Linked DNA regions of Homo sapiens: region 1 is linked to region 2. Evidence: read pairs that join two places in POLR2A ChIA-PET (ENCODE). Cell type or tissue: Panc1. All regions are shown on one strand. Each heading gives the region's core, and the rest is flanking DNA. Links, peaks and the distances in the headings are about the cores only.

Region 1 (8,488 bases), core at 277-8,276, 190 kb after region 2:
GAGGGTCTTACTGTGTTGCCCAGGCTAGTCTCAAACTTCTGGGCTCAAGTGATCCTCCTGCCTCAGCCTCCCAAAGTGCCAGGATTACAGGCATGAGCCACCACACCTGACTGAATGTGTATTTTATTTCTGAAACAAAACCACTACACATGATTGTTACCAATATGTTTCTATTTTTTTTTTTTTTAGCTGGGTATACCTGTAATACCTGTAGTCCCAGCTATTCAGGAGGCTGAGGTGGGAGGATCACCTGAGCCCAGGAGTTTGAGGCTGCAGTGAGCCATGGTTGTGCCACTGACGGCATGACAGAGTGAGAGTTTCTATTTTTTTAACAGAACCCCAACAGCGGTGCTTTCATTTTAGATCCAATTGATGATTAATGGACGGCAGAGTATGTCTTAAGAAAGACAGGTGAAAAATATCAGGTTGCAAAGCAAAGCACGTAAATATACCAAAGCCAGAATTTTTTTTATTTTTGTAAGGGGTAAAAGGCCATGAGTACTATTTTAGGAGTACCAAAAGTTCAAACACTGTAGTTGGAAATGGATAAAACCTCAATACCTTTGAATCTGACACTGAAATTTAGTATTTCTATCTTTTAAGTTCTTTTATCTCAAGGTATATAAAAGTGCTCCAAATAAATATGTCCAAATCTTGGGATTTTCTTTTTTTTTGACATGGAGTTTCACTCTTGTTGCCCAGGCTGGAGTGCAATGGCGTGATCTCGGCTCACCACAACTTCTGCCCCCTGAGTTCAAGCAATTCTCCTGCCTCAGGCTCCCAAGTAGCTGGGATTACAGGCATGCACCACCACGCCCGGCTAATTTTGTATTTGTAGTAGAGACAGGGTTTCTCCATGTTGGTCAGGCTGGTCTCGAACTCCCGACCTCAGGTGATCTGTCTGCCTTGGCCTCCCAAAGTGCTGGGATTACAGGCATGAGCCACCACGTCTGGTGAGCATTAAAAATTTTGTTATAAATTTCAGCATTAAAAAATGTGTTAATGGTTGATCCTAATTTTCTAGTGGGTAGGAGGTTAGCTTTAGTACCTGATTGAAAGAAAACAGCTTGAAAAACAGGAGAGGCTAGCACTAAATTGTTTTATGACTTTGGGCAGGAGACTCAAGAGAAGGAAAATAGAGAGCCCAACAGGTATTGAGCATCTATTATTGCCAAGCACTGTGTTTGCATATATTATTTCCCTGAGTTTTTACAACATTTCCTGTGGGTCGCCATTGTTACACTTTAAAGATGAGGAAATCAAGGCTCTGAGATGTTAACAGACTCTCCCACAATCGCACAGCTAAAGGGTAACAGCACTGGGATTAGAGTCCAGTACTGCCTAACTCCAAAGCCCATGCATATGCTTTCCACCACCCTCAGCTGCTCTTGCCTTGTTTCCTCATCTACAAAACAAGGGAGTTCAGTCAGATAATCTCTGATGCCCCTCAAGTTCTACCTGCATGGCCTTTGTGGTTGGGAGGAGAAAGGGGAATCAGGGCAGGGTCTCCGGCACTGTGCTGAGTGGTCTTCTTCTGAGTGGGAAAGCAATGAAACCACGTGTCTTACTGGTGCTGTACTGACTCCCTGTCCTGTGAAAGAAGGCTGCTGCTGCTGGCAACACTGCAAATGACGATGGGACTCCCAGGCCCACAGCCCTCAAAAGGAAGTGAGTCTTCTCATTCTCCTTTGCAGGGCCACTTTTTATAAATTTACATTTCCAAAACCAAATCCATCAACATTTACTGTTGAGAATTTTATTGTGCCCAACACTGAGTTAAATGGTATTGCAAGGCTCTATATACAATAGCAAGGAAGTATAAGATGTGGTCTGTATTCTCAGGAACTTACAACTAGCTGGGAGAACACAACACACAAAGCAATTTTTGAAGGACACTGTATAATGCAGGACTGAATTGTGTAGTCCAGATGATATGTACTACAGGAGTGCAGAGAAATGGGCGTTCAGTGGGGGCTACAGCACCCGTGAGAACTGGAGCAGAGACAACGTTATTCACCTTGCATTCTTGACTAGTCTTTCTTGGCCTTTTCTGTAATTGTGAAACCCTGGTATGACTCTTTGACATAGTTCAAACATTCTCTGCTTTGCAGGCTGCAGTGATGTCCTTCATATCACGTCATCTTAGTGCCACTTCATCTTTATTGGCATGTGTGGGAGGAACAAAACCCCAGTGGTATGCAAACACCGTCATGGGGACTTGCTTCAAGCCATGGGAAGTTTCACGCAAAGCCAGTTTCTCAGTAGGGCAAATGTTGTGTAAAAGTACAAGAAGTTTGAGAAACTAGTTAAAGGCAAAGCCTGTCACAGCAAGAATGAGATTTGAATGGGGACACTTTCCTGTCTGTGTCAGGGATGGTCTGATGGTCTACTCCCAGCCCCTCACCTTCGGAGCCCCTGTGCTTAAGTACTTCGCTGACAACATGGCCCAGAGGCGAAAGGACCTTGTCCAATGCAGCAGGAACTTCTTATTCCCAAACCCTCTGCCCACCCTCATAGGCCAGTCTTTTGATAAGAGGCTGTAGACCTGAAAAATTATTCTAGAATGTTGGATCTAATAGATTTAATAGTCACTATATATTTACTGCATGTTCTGAAACAAGGCTGGATTGAGGACTGTTTTCATTTGAGCTGAAGACACAAAATGAATATACAGGAAACAGCAGCTAAGTGTACCTGACAGATTAATGGCATCAAGTGCTAAGCCAAGGGTAATTGGTTCAGAAAAATGAGACACTGATAAGTACAGAAGTAATGAGGGAAAGTGTCACCAAGCCAACGTTTAGGAGAGACCTTAAAAAATGGAAAGAATCTGGATTGGCAGGAAAGAGAAATTATGACATTCTAGAAATGATATAGTACCTACTATTTCATGTGATGAATTATAAATTATAATAGGAAACCATTATCAAAGGCAAGAAAAGTGAAAGATATATTCATGGAAAACCAAAGCAGTCAGCCTGTCTGGAGGAAGGGTGGCATAAGAATGTACATAGCAAAAATTAATGGGAAGTTAAGATCATCTGAATAAGATGAATTCATCAACATACTTAGGCTGGGCACGGTGGCTCATGCCTATAATCCCAGCACTTTGGGAGGCTGAAGTGGGTGGATCGCTTGAGCCCAAAAATTCAAGACTAGCCTGAGAAACACAGTGAGACCCTTTCTCTACAAAAATACAAAACAATTTAGCGGGGTGTGAAGGTGTGCGCCTATAGTCCCAGGGAGTATAGTACTTGGGAGGCTGAGGTGGAAGGACAGCTTGATCCTGGGAGGTCGAGGCTGCAAGTGAGCTATGATCACTGCACACCAGTGTCGGTGACAGAGTGAGACACTGTCTCACACAAACAAACTTACCAAACATATATCAAGTGCTGATTACACTAGGTCTCTTGCTGCATAATTATAATAGTTTACACCTATTAAAGCTTACAATGTGCCTTGCACTGTGTTAAAGTGCTTTACATATATTATCTCATTTAATTGTCACGACAGACCTATGAGGTATATGTTACCTCATAGGTAATGTATCCATTTTACAGATGAAACTGATGAAACCCAGAGAGGCTAAGGAACTTGCTTCAGGTCACATAGTTACTGAGTGGGAAAGCCTAGTATTGAACCAAGTAAGTCAGCCCAAACACGGGTTCCGAGCACAATGCTAAACTGTCTCCACAGATATTACTACAATCTCATAAACTTCCCTATGACATAGGTATTATCACCCCAGTTTTGCAAATGGGGATTCAAGGTTTCGAGAGTCAGTGAATTGCCCAAGGTCATTCTGCTGAGTACGGGGCTAGGATTTGAAAGCAGATCCACTAACTCCAAGTCCATTAAACTTCCCATTACAATATAGCCACCTGGCAGAAATATTGTCTAGTATGAGATCAGATTAGAGGAAATTTTGACAGCAAAGAAGAGCAAGAAGTCTATATGAATAGGGAAGAACTTCAGGGTTTTGAATAGACATGATTTGATTAATGAAGGTAGTCTAGGTCTGGCCTCAGTCTTTCACAGGTAATTGAATCAGGGAAAGGGTAGACATGAACAGTAGATGATATTAGAGGAAGTAAGGACCTAGAAATGGGCATAGGAGAGAGGGAATGACAGAAACAAGATCAATATTTGAAGGAAAACCTGATTGTTCTAGGGGCTGAACAGCTGAGAGTGATGAAAGAGGAGATCAAATCAAAGAGGAATTTGCTTCTCTATATCTAAATAACTTCATGGACTATTGACAGGGACTGACAGTTTATATGAGCAGCTGATTTGTGGCAAAAAAAAAAAAAAAAAAAGAAGAAGGTTGTTTTTGGACATGTTGCAATCTGCTTGGCAGAACAATGACCTGCACATTCCAGAGGAAATGGCCAGTAGGCAGTCAGGGAAATGGGATTGGAGCTCAGGTAGAGAGCAGAAGCTGTCAATAGTATCTGACAAATAAGCTCTGCAAGGACCACTGAAGGGGCAGACAAGTCACATCCCAAGAAAAATAGGGTTTTTTTTTAATAATCAGAATGCGCCAGGAGTCAGCAGAGAACCAAAATGCACTATAATGAAAGAGATCAGGCCCAAGGGCAAGCCACAGGTCAAGATAAGTGGTTAGGGACAATGCAGAGATAAAAATTAAAGGGATGCAGCAGCAAATCTGATCTCATCAGTATCAAGGATAAATGACCACAGAATAATTTCCTGTCCTGTTTCTGGTATTTTGGGGTATTCCCCTATTGCAGGAGCCAAATCCACTTAACTGGATGACGCCCTCAGAATGACCCTGCAGAACAACCAGGAATCTTCCTAGCAGGGAGTACACAGTCTACATCAGCACAGGGAGAGAATGAAAGTTATCAAAAAGGGCCTCTCCACTGAATTGTACATGTAAAAATGGCTAAAATGGTAAATGACATTTATGTAGATTTTACCAAAATTTAAAAGGGAGTCTATCTCTTGAAAAGATAAACATCTACGGATTCCCCCAAAATCTCCAAAAGTTCACCTAATTACCATCTCCTGGACTTCCCCTGTTTGTTAAAGATCTTGATTTCCTTGCTTAAGTTGGTGGCTATGGTGCTAAAGGGATGAAGATACTTAAGAAACCATGGAGGCTGCAGCTACCTGGTGCCCTTGTCCCTTCCAGTCTGGGAAGGGAATGGGATAGTTGGTTGTGGTCAGTTTGCTGTGGAAACTCCTCTTCTGGCCTTTCTGCTCCCTCTGTCCTTTTTTCAGAACTTTGAGAACATGACACATTGGCCAATGCTCCACCCTCTGTGACCTCTTCTGCTTGACACAATTAAGAAAATGAGCCATAGAGCAACTCAGCCAACACCTGGAAGGGACTTACCTGAGACAGGAACCTGAGAGTCCTGTAACTTCAGTTCTTGCTCACTGCCCTGTGCATATGGCCTTAGAATCCTAGGATCCTCTTTCTGACTTTACAGAGATCACCTCCAAGCCTATATCGAATTCCTTTCCTGATCAATATATAATGTGTTCTTAGTTCAGGGGGCCTTCACAAACCAGGGCAACCCAAAGGTGCTCAGCTCCTACGCTCTTGGAAGTAGCAAGGTGGGGCTCCTCTTCATCTTGTAAGTAAGGAAACAGTGGCCCAGGATCAGTTCAATGGCTTGCCCACGGGCATATACCTGGCTAATTGCAGAAGGGGAAGGAGATGCAGGCCTTCTGATCCACTCTCCAAATCTCTGTTAGTTAGACAAAGAGATCCCAGCTGAAATATTTGGAATGCTATTTTTACTGAAGCTTTGCTTTCCCCCAGATTTAGTCTCTTTTACTGCCTTTTTCTCAAAACATATTTAAACTGCTTGGAAATGCCAATTAGGGGTCTAAAATAGAATGATAACTGCACCGATCAATTGGGGAAGCTCACTGGTTACCCACAAAACCATCACAGACCGCCTATTATGCTGTGGCTAAAACTCGGATCCATGCCTTCCCGCAGCCTCATATGGCAGAGCACCCCAGTCCCTCCTGTCGTTGCCCCATGTTGGCCTTGATGTCTGCCTCTGAAATCCTTGATTACCAACGTCAACAGGCAATTGGCCAGCTTAGGAGGGGCCTTCCAAGGCTATGGCAAGATAGAAGAATGACAGTACAGCTCATCATAAACGTATTTATCAGGCAAACTTCAGGAAAAACTGGTTTCTCAGGCTTGCCACCTGAAGCAAAATAGTTCTGGGTGAAGCTTGACATGGTGTATATCTGTGGGTCAGGTCAGCACACACACAGAAAAAGAATCTTTTTTGTTTTCTCTTTGGAGATTATCCAAACTATAAAGTTAACCAGAGAAATGAATTATCTGTTTTAGTCAAGCCTATATTTCTTTCCAATGGTCATTTTCTGGAAATGCAGGAATTCAAGTTTAGAACTTCTAAGTGATAGAGTCATATACTCATAAAATAGTAGCACTGTATGGGACCCGGAAATTGTCTAATCTAGCGTCTAATTTTGCAGATAAGAAAGCTGAAGTTTCCCATTATTAAATGAATATTGTACTTCCATGCAGGCAGAGATTGCACTCATTTCTTTACAAGCTGAAATTACACTGTTGGCTCCCATGGCACTGGCAGCCAGCCTAAATAAAACCCATAATATTTTTCATATAAACTGCTCAGCTAGATTTTCCGCATTCCAGGTTTATACATAAATTTCTTAACATTTTGTTCAGGAGTTTACATTTTCCCTTTCTAATTTTACTAGTTTAAACTCTATATGCCAGTCTATGATTTGAATTCTGGCCCGGTCTTAAGCCTTATAAGTACTTGAGAAAGGGCAAGATCATTTGCTAGTGTGCACTTTACAGTGTACCTGTCTTTATTTATTTTTGTATTTATTTACTTATTTATTATGTTTTGAGACAAGGTCTCACTGTATCACCCAGGCTGGAGTGCAGTGGCACCATCATGGCTCACTGTAGCCTCAACCTCCTGGGCTCAAGCAATCCTCCTGCCTCACCCTCCCAGGTAGCTGGGACCACAGGCACATGCCACCATGCATGTAGAAAAATTTAAATATTTCTAAAATGTTGCCCAGGCTGGTCTGAAACTCCTGGGCTCAGGTGATCCTCCCACCTCAGCCTCTCTCCCAAAGTGCTGGCATGACAGGCATGAGCCACAGTGCCCGGCTCCCCTACAACTTCACTTCTTGCTCACTGCCCTGTGTGTATGCCCTTACAGTCCTAGGATCCTCCTTCTGACTTTACAGAGATCACTTCCAAGTCTATATCCAATTCCTTTCCTGATCAATATATAACATGTTCTTAGGTCAGGGGGCCTCCACAAAGCAGGACAACCCAAAGGTGCTCCTGCACTTAGCTATTAGGACAATAGCTAAGTTGTCCTAAATAAAATGCTATTTATGAAAAGCATTTAACTTAGGTTTCCCCCACCTAGTTTTGTCCTAATTTAATTCCTCAAGGAGGTTTGGTAACTTTTCCTCCCTTCTTACATGAAGGAGCTCTAAAAGGGGTCTTTCCTCTATAAGGGAGAAGAAACTTTCGTAGCTTGTCTCCTACCAGAAGTAGAAGTGACTGGAGTAATGTGGTAAAAGGCTACCCTCTAAACTCCAGAGTCAGAAGAACCCTTTCTTTTTTTTTTTTTTTTGAGACACAGCCTTGCTATGAGGCCCAGTCTGGAGTGCAATGATGCTATCTCGGCACTCACTGCAACCTCTGCCTCCCAGGTTCAAGCAATTCTTCTGCCCCAGGCTCCTGAGTAGCTGGGACTACAGGCACACACCACCAGGCCCAGCTAATTTTTTTGTATTTTTAGTAGAGATAGGGTTTCACCATATTGGCCAGACTGGTCTCAAACTCATGACCTCAAGTGATCCACCTGCCTCGGCTTTCCAAAGTGCTGGGAATACAGGTGTGACCCACCACGCCCAGCCAAGAATCCTTTCTTATGTCCATGTTGATGTATAGGTTAGTAGTTTATCTTCCATCAGTTATGAAAACTGCAGGAGTCAAGAAATTTAGGAGTAGGGAGGAAAGAAAGGAAAGATTTCCTAATCTCTTCATACTCAAAAGGATATGTGCTATATGAAAAAGGAGAATTGAGTGAAATATCTGTGATTACTTTATATATTGTAAGTAGCCTAGAAACCTAAGAATTATACCTGACTTCTTCCTTCCCTTCACCCCCCATATCTAATAACAAGAATCACTAACACTTATCAAGTACTTACTGTGTGCCAGGTACTGTGCTGAGCATTTTATAAGCCTGATTAATTGAATCCTCAAAACAATTAGGATTTTAAGATGAGAAGATTGGCACTTTTAAGAGGTTACATTACTTGCTTGAACTCATATATCAAAGATTGATGGAGCCAGATTACCACCCAAATTATTGTGACTCCAGAGCCCAAAAGCTTACCCACAATAAATATTGTCCTCTAGGAGAGCCATCAGACCATGATACAGGTTTGTCCCTTATGAGACATAGAAGGAAGAATGAAA
Region 2 (8,488 bases), core at 134-8,133:
TTTCTCCAAAATGGAAGTATCTTTTATTCTGATCATGAAAGTAACACGTGCTCATGATTTTATGTCACTCAGCCCTCTGATCCGAAACCTAAATATACTCCATTTTGTCTCTTTTGTTAGAGCATGACCCCCAGAATTGGCATAGTGTTCCAGGTGTGGATTGGATCCAGTGTCTTTTCTGCATGATATATTCCTTTTAATACAGCCCAAGTTTAAGTAGCTTTTTTGGCAGCCACATGCACTTGAGTCATATCGAATCATCTAAAACTCTAAAGTGTTTTTCACATGTGCTGACATTAAGCCACACCTCCCCCATCCTGTATTTCTGCAGATAGTTTTTGGACCTTCAGTGAAAGACTCACATTCATCCACAGTTCAGTGTCACATGTAGCCTCAGTTTCTAGCTTGTTGAAGCCTTTTTTGAATCCCCACGATTAACACACCATGAGGGGCCTCACTCAAGTCATTAAAGAATGTTTAACACGACAGAACCTAGGTCAGAGATCCAGGGAAAAGCTCATCACAGTCAACAGACACAGAACTCTTTCTGTTAAGAATACTTTTTTATTTTCCAGTTTCTAGTTGGTATTTTTGTGGGAAGTAAATTGCTATCTCATATGCGATTAGTGAGAACTAACATTTGTGATTATTATATTAATTGAGACTCTTTTTGGTATCTGATTATCAGTACCATGCTTATTATGTATATCATTAATGCAGTTTTTATTGTGGTATTTTATCACCACAAACTGTATTTATTACTAGTCTATACTTATTTAAAACATTGAAGTGTTTTTCCTGAGACTTTAAACCACATCCTAAGACCACACTTCCCAAACATATGGTAGCAGTGACCAGAGACATAAAAATCACACCATTGATGAGAGAGTAATGATTCTAAGACCTGCCCCAAACCTCAAATAGGATAGCAATGTCATGGCTGCTCCTAATTTAGATGGGACGAAATCAACAAAAAGGAACTGCTGGCCGAGGATAGTTAATATTCAAAAGCAAAAGAAATGTATCTGTAAATAAGGAAGATAAATCTCATTATAATATCCACTGCTTTTTTTTGGATGTGGTCTTCCAGCAGTAGTAGATAAGTATATTATTAATGAAACAATTGTGTTAGTGTTCCATAATTATACAAAAAGGGAAAATAGGACAAGGCATGAATAATTAATGAAAGGAAACCAGACTCTTAAGTGGGGTGGGGGGGACATATAAGAAAAGGTAACAGCCATCTGTGAGTCTGGTCTGAGGACCAGAGGATGGCTGACATTTTTGGGGCCAGATAGACTATCTTTCTGCTGTTCTTCTCCTTTCCTGGCAATATACTGGAAGAGATTGAAACAGAACATCAAGGCAACCCCACACATGAGATGGAAATTTAAAAAATGTTCCAGATATGAGCATAACTCCCTAAGCCATTCTTTTAGCAATGGTTGAAGCCAGTCCTCTGACTTGCAGTAAGTTCTCGCAAGAGGCTACAGTTCCGAGGCCTATTTATTTTGGCCTCATTTTTATCCCTACTTTTACTTTGGTGACATTCCTTGAGTCTCACTCATTCCAGCATAGGGACAGGACACAGGTTGTTGAGGCAAATACTATGGGTTCATATAGAAAGTACCAGATATTAACTATCTCTGGCCAGAGTTTTTCCCCTAGGTCCTTACAAGTAAGTACTTTTTTTTTTTTTTTTTTTGAGACGCATTTTCATTCTTGTCGCCCAGGCTGGAGGGCAATGGTGCGATCTCGGCTTACTGCAAACTTTGCCTCCCAGGTTCAAGGGATTCTCCTGCCTCAGCCTCCCAAGTAGCTGGGATTACAGGCGCCCACCACCACGCCTGGCTAATTTTTATATTTTTAGTAGAGACCAGGTTTCTCCATGTTGGCTAGGCTGGTCTCGAACTCTTGACCTTAGGTGATCCACCCGCCTTGGCCTCCCAAAGTGCTGGGATTACAGGTGTGAGCCACCACTCCCAGCCAAATAAATATATTTTTAATGCACATTTACAATTCTAATTAGTTTTATATACCTCTGCCAGTATCTTTTAAGCCCAACTGAAGTTATGTGATTCCTCTGCAGAATTGGTTGCTCCATCCTGCCTACAACCAATTCTGATGCAGGTATGAGCTCCTCAGCTTGAGGTGAAGATCTCAAGCAGCCTTTATCTTAAAAAATTTATTTCGTTTTATGTATTTATTTTTTGAGACAGAGTCTCGCTCTGTCGCCCAGGCTGGAGTGCGGTGGCATGATCTTGGCTCACTGCAAGCTCTGCCTTTCGGGTTCAAGTGATTCTCATGCCACAGTCACCCGAGTAGCAGGGATTACAGGCACATGCCGCCACACCCAGCTAATTTTTGTATTTTTAGTAGAGACAGGGTTTTGCCATGTTGGCCAGGCTTATCTTGAACTCTTGACCTCAAGTGATCTTCCTGTCTCGGCCTCCCAAAGGGCTGGGATTACAGCCATGAGGCACTGCGCCTGGCCTCAAGCAGTCTTTAAATCTTCATTTCCCACTGTGTGCTTTGTATTGAGCTCCAGGCCAAATCGGACTGTTTTCTTTGCTTTCCCACCTCTAAACTTTGCCCATGCCCTTCTATCTGATAAAAAGCCATCTTTTCCACATAGGCCTGCTAAAATCTTTTCATTCCTTTAATGATTCCTTTTTAGATTCCTTTAATCTATCATTCCTTCAAGATTTTGCTTGTTCATTTGTTCAGCAAATATTTGAGGGCTGCTATGTGTTAGGCACTGTTCTAGGAGGTGAGGGTATAGCCAAATACACAATCTCTGCTTTCAAAGAGCTTACATTCTAATAGTTCATCCCACTAGAAGGCAAGTTTGTCTTAGACCATCTCCTTCATTATCTTTTTTACCTTTCCTAAATTGATACAATCTTTACATAGATCATGATGAGGAAGGAGGTAATATATTTGAAGTGACCACTGTGGCCAAGCACAGAACATTGCAAAATGCTTTAATTTTAAAAGCATGTGTCCTAAATGTAGAAGGAAGGATAACTAGAAATACAGAAAGTTATGGTCAGAAAGCCGGGGGTGGTGGCATGTACTTGTAATTACAGCTACTTGGGAGGCTGAGGCAGGAGGATCACCTGAGGCCAGGAATTTGAGACCAGCCTGGTCAACATAGCAAGACCTTATCTCCTTTTTTTTTTTTGACCTTATCTCAATAAGGTGGATGCACCTGTAGCCTCAGCTACTTGGGAGGCTGAGGCATCAGGATTGCTTGAGCCCAAGAGTTCCAGGCTGCAGTGAGCTATGACTGCACCACTGCACAGCAGCCTGGGTGACAGAGCAAGACCCTGTCTCTTAAAAAAAAAAAAATTATGGTCAAAGCAAAAGCAGTAATAAGTAGGATGACCTTAGATGATCCACCTTCCTTGGCCTCCCAAAGTGCTAGGAGTACAGGCATAAGCCACCACGCCCGGCCTAAACTGCCATTTTTAATGAATTGTAAAGAACAGAAGAGGTACCAGAAGCTTAGAAATAGAAAAAAGTACACGTTAAAAGGGGAGGCGGGTAATTGAACGAGGGGCCATGATTTCAAAATTTCCATCCATTGGTTCCAACTCTGTGCCTTCAGCGCTTGTTCTCTTTTAAAGTATTGATAGACTACTATTGTGCATCCAGTCAGTCTTGTTTTGTCACACTAAAAATTTCAAGATAAGTCCATAACAGGAGCATAAGTAAGATACTGCAAGGTTCTGACCTTGGCCTCAACCTTACTCAAGATCATATCACTTAGCTTGGTTCCTGCCATACTTAGCAAAGGACCCTATACATGCTAGATACTTATTGAAGATTTGTGGACTGGACTTAAATAAAGAGGTAGAGGCATATCAATCACATTGGTAGGTGGTAAAGTGTTGGACAGAATATCTGACACAATGGATGACAGAATCAAGGGTCAAAATGACCTTTTTTTTTGAGACAGAGTCTAGCTCTGTCACCTAGGCTGGAGTGCAGTGGCATGATCTCGGCTCACTTCAACCTCCACCACCTGAGTTCAAACCATTCTCCTGCCTCAGTCTCCCAAGTCGCTGGGACTACAGGTGCACGCCACCATGCCCGGCTAATTTTTTTGTATTTTTAGTAGAGACAGGGTTTCACCATGTTGGCCAGGCTGGTCTCGAACTCCTGACCTCAAATGATGCGCCCGCCTTGGCCTCCGAAAGTGCTGGGATTGCAGACGTGAGCCACCACGCCTGGCACAAAATGATCTTAACAGACTGAAAAGATGGTCTGAAACCACAATGACATTTAAAAGCAATACAGCTGGGTGCAGTGGCTCATGCCTGTAATCTCAGCACTTTGGGAGGCCAAGGTGGGCAGATCGCTTGAGCTCAGGAGTTCAAGACCAGCCTGGCCGACATGGTGAAACCCCGTCACTAAAAAAAAAAAAAAAAAAAACGCTAAAAATTTAGGCAGGCATGGGGGTTTGCTCCTGTAGTCCCAGCTACTCAGGAGGTTGAGGCATGAGAATCACTTGAACCCAGGAGGCAGAGGTTGCAGTGAGCCAAGATTGCACCACAGCACTCCAGCCTGGGCAATGGAGTGAGACTTCATTTCAAAAAAAAAAAAAAAAAAAAATAGAGACAAAGCTAAAATGGTGCAGCTCTAAGTCCAACGATCATAATTGTTTAAGTTAAAGGGATTTCTGCACACAGCAATTATTTGTTGAGTCCCCAATATGTAACAAATACACACTACTCAAATAAATTAATCCTCCCAATAACCTTCTGAGGTAGAGGTATTAGTGTCCCTTTTAGAGATGAGGAAAATGTGATCCAAAGAGGTTAGGTGACTTGACCAAGATCCTAAGGCCAATATACGACGTTTTCGATCTCTGAATTATCTCCAAAGTCTGTGCTTTTTCCTATCATGCCACACTGCCCCTCTGCACTCTCATGAATTGCAGGAATTTATTCCAAGTTACAAAGAATCATTCCAGTTCTGCTTAAACATTTCTAGTAATTAAGATAGTTTAATACTATGCAAGGCAGCAAAAAGGTTACAGACATAGACTTTTGAGAACAGTCAGATCCAGATTAAGAACAGCTGCTCAGCCACTTCTTAGCTGCACAACACTGGACAAATCCTTATCTCTAAACAACAGTATCCTTATCTATAAATTGAGACTAAAAAGTACCCACATGACAAGGATGCTGTGAGAATTAAATGTGAGACGCTGTCTGAAAAGTGCTTAGCTCACTGTGTGACGTATTGCAATTGCCCAATAAAAATTACCATTCAAATTATTATAGAAAGTTCTTTTTATCAAACCAAACTCTACCTCCCAATAATTTCTGTCCACTGATCTCAGTTCTGATCACTGGGACTTTATAAAATTAGATCAAATCCTGTATCTATTTGGCACCCATGTAATATTAGAAGAGGGTTATATTCTGAGTCGTCTCTTCTGCAAACCAAAACTGTAATCTGCTTCAAATCTCCTTCATAAAAAAAGGTCGGCCAGGTGTGGTGGCTCATGCCTATAATGCAATGCCAGCACTTTAGGAGGCTGAGGTGGGCGGACTGCTTGAGCCCAAGAGTTCAAGACCAGCCTGGACAATATGGCAAAACTCCGTCTCTACAAAAAATACAAAAAAATTAGACCAGCACAGTGGTGCATGCCTGTAGTCCCAGCTACTTGGGAGGCTGGGGCGGGAGGATCCTTGAGCTCAGGAGGCAGAGGTTGCAGTGAGCCGAGATTGTGCTGCTGCACTCCAGCCTGGGTGACAGAGTGAGACCTTATCTCCAAAAAATAATAATAAGACAAGGTTTCTGGACAATGACTTCTATCACTCAACTCAGGATGTACCCTAGTTTAAAAATCTCTTCTTAAACATGACACCCAGAATACTCTCGCAGGTGTACAGTAACCATTGCCAGGTGCCTGGGACTACTGCTTCCACTTTCTGAACTTGAGATCAAAAAAGCCCCCACTGAATTGCTGTTGAGCCAGTTTTCCCACACCCTATCCTTATACAACTGGTTATTTTTCATCTAAATGCAGGACTTTACAGGTACTGCTTTTAAGTGTTTTTGTTTTTTGTTTTTTCAGATAGGGTCTCACTCTGTCACTCAGGCTGGAATGCAGTGGCATGATCTTGGCTCACTGCAACCTCTGCCTCCTGGGTTCAAGTGATTCTCGTGCCTCAACCTCCTGAGTAGCTGGGACTACAGGAGCACACCACCATGCCTGCCTAAATTTTGTATTTTTAGTAGAGGCGGGGTTTCACCATGTTGGCCAGGCTGTTCTTGAACTCCTGACTTCAGGTAGATCTGCCCGCCTTGGCCTTCCAAAGTGCTGGGATTATAGGTGTGAGCCATCGCGCCCGGCCTTTGTCTCTATTTTTGAACATTAGAATTACATTATCTCTCATATAATACATGCTAATATACCAATTAGAACAGAAGTTTTGATTGCTAGACTTGATTTTGTTTACAATTTGGTACAGATCAGGTGTGTATGTTTACTTTTTATGGTTTTTCTTTCATTCCCCTTGCTGATAGCAAGTAGCAGCTACTGTCAGCTTGGAAACCAAAATAAAATCAATAGCCCTCGGCCGGGTGCGGTGGCTCATGCCTGTAATTCCAGCACTTTGGGAGGCTGAGGTGGGTGGATCACTTGAGGTCAGGAGTTCTAGACTACACTGGCCAACATGGTGAAACCCTGTCTCTACTAAAAATACAAAAATGAGCCTGGTATGGTAGTGCACACCTGTAATCCCAGCTACTCGGGAGGCTGAGGCAGGAGAATCACTTGAACCCAGGAGGCAGAGGTTGCAGTGAGCTGAGATCATGCCACTGCACCCCAGCTTGGGTGACAGATTGAGACTCTATCTCAAAAAACAAACAAACAAAAGACAAACCAATAGGCCTCTGAGGCAGTCTGAAGGGCTTCCTGTTATTAAAATACACAGGAATTAATACATGGGATTTAACTATTTTGGTGACCTGTAGGCCATTTTTGGTTTTCCCTGTTTCTTGGCTGTTCAGGGAGTTGGAATTATTAAATAAGTAAGATATAACTGGATGTCACATAATTTTTGCCGCCCTTTAAAAAAAAAAAATTTAAAGAGACAGAGTACGTTGCCTGGGCTGAACTCAAACTCCTGGGCTCAAGTGTCTGCCTTGGCCTCCTGAGTAGCTGGGACTACAGATGTATTCCATCTTGCCAGGCTGATTTTTGCTCCTGAGGATTACAATCTAGTATAGAAAACAAACCTCATGGTTGACTTAAAGTGTAGGATTTTACAAGCATAGTGTTCATTTAGTAGTGTATAATGGTATCATACCTTCTGTGTGGAGTGCCTGTTTCCCATGTGCCAAGTGCTACACTGGTTGTACTTCATACAGGACCTTTGCAAGTCTTCAAAAACAATCCTATGAGGGAAATATTAACATCATCCACATATAGATAATGCTGAGCTACAGAGAGGTTAGACAACTTGCTCATCTTCCAAAAAGATTTAAACTCAGGTCTGTCATAGTCCAAAGGCCGGATGGTTTTTACCACAGGGGAAGAGGTGGACCATAGTCATAGGAAACAACTGTATATAGAGAGGAATGATTAATTGAGCTGAACCTAAAAGGACAGGTGGGGTTTTGGTGTGATGTGTTAGGTTGGGTTGGGAAGGTGGATGAAGGAGTTCTGGGCTGGCAAGAGAGTCTGAGCAAAGTGGGTCTGAATATCCTGCATTGAGGAGATGGGGTGGTGGCAGAGTGATCACTCTGTGACCAAAGAGAAGGCTGCAATTTGAGAGGGAGTAAGAGGATGAGACAATTATTATTATTATTATTATTTTGAGAAAGAGTCTCTCTCTGTCACCCAGGCTGGAGTGCAGTGGTGTGATCTCTGCCACTGCAGCCTCCGCTTCCCAGGTTCAAATGATTCTCTTGTCTCAGCCTCCCAAGTAGCTGGGAATACAGGTGCGTACCACCACACCCAGCTAATTTTTTTTTTTTTTTTTTTTTTTGTATTTTTAGTAGAGATGGGGTTTCACCATGTTGGCCAGGCTGATCTCGAACTCCCGACCTCAAGTGATCCACCTGCCTTGGCCTCCCAGCGTGCCGGGATTACAGGGGTGAGCTACCATGCCCGGCAAGGTGGGAAAATTAGGTTAGGGCCAGATTTGGAGGCTCCTAAAGGATAGGGAAAGGAATTTGAAGTTGATGCCATAAGAACGTGATTGTAGTTTTGTTTGTTGCAGTAGGGAGCAGGGTATTAACATGTTGACAGCTGCGCTTTTTGAATGAATTGGTATGACAGTGGCCAAAGATGGACAATGCAGTTAGGAGATTGTTGTAGTTTCCTAGTGATGAGCTGATGAAAGCCTGGGCTGGGGTGGGGATAGTGGAAGGAGGAGCAAACTTGAGAGGCATTTTCAAGGAAGAAATGACAGGATTTGGCAAATTGGGTGCCAGGAATAAAAAGACGGGGAAATAGCCATAGGGT

The links. ChIA-PET counts read pairs that join two places held together with the same protein. Peaks named below come from ENCODE experiments on the same cell type or tissue, not always from the same donor. Only the 100,000 strongest peaks of a DNase experiment are listed, where the experiment ranks them.
Region 1: POLR2A ChIA-PET joins it to region 2 with 10 read pairs; 4 of 35 experiments call an interaction of 5 or more read pairs at or near these places.

What each region holds. Positions count from the first base shown.
Region 1 is chr12:12,580,942-12,589,429 of GRCh38, forward strand. LOC107984486 (a long non-coding RNA gene) reads right to left here and starts at 6,017. Exons shown (of 3, transcript XR_001749010.1): 1 at 5,360-6,017. RefSeq lists enhancers at 2,502-2,561, 4,116-4,617. In Panc1, for the core only: no CTCF peak of the experiment used is centred there; no DNase peak of the experiment used is centred there.
Region 2 is chr12:12,387,450-12,395,937 of GRCh38, forward strand. The region is part of intron 2 of BORCS5 (BLOC-1 related complex subunit 5); the gene reads left to right. Among named protein-coding and RNA genes, the nearest start is that of BORCS5, 35 kb to the left of the region's middle. In Panc1, for the core only: no CTCF peak of the experiment used is centred there; no DNase peak of the experiment used is centred there; H3K27ac peaks cover 246 bases.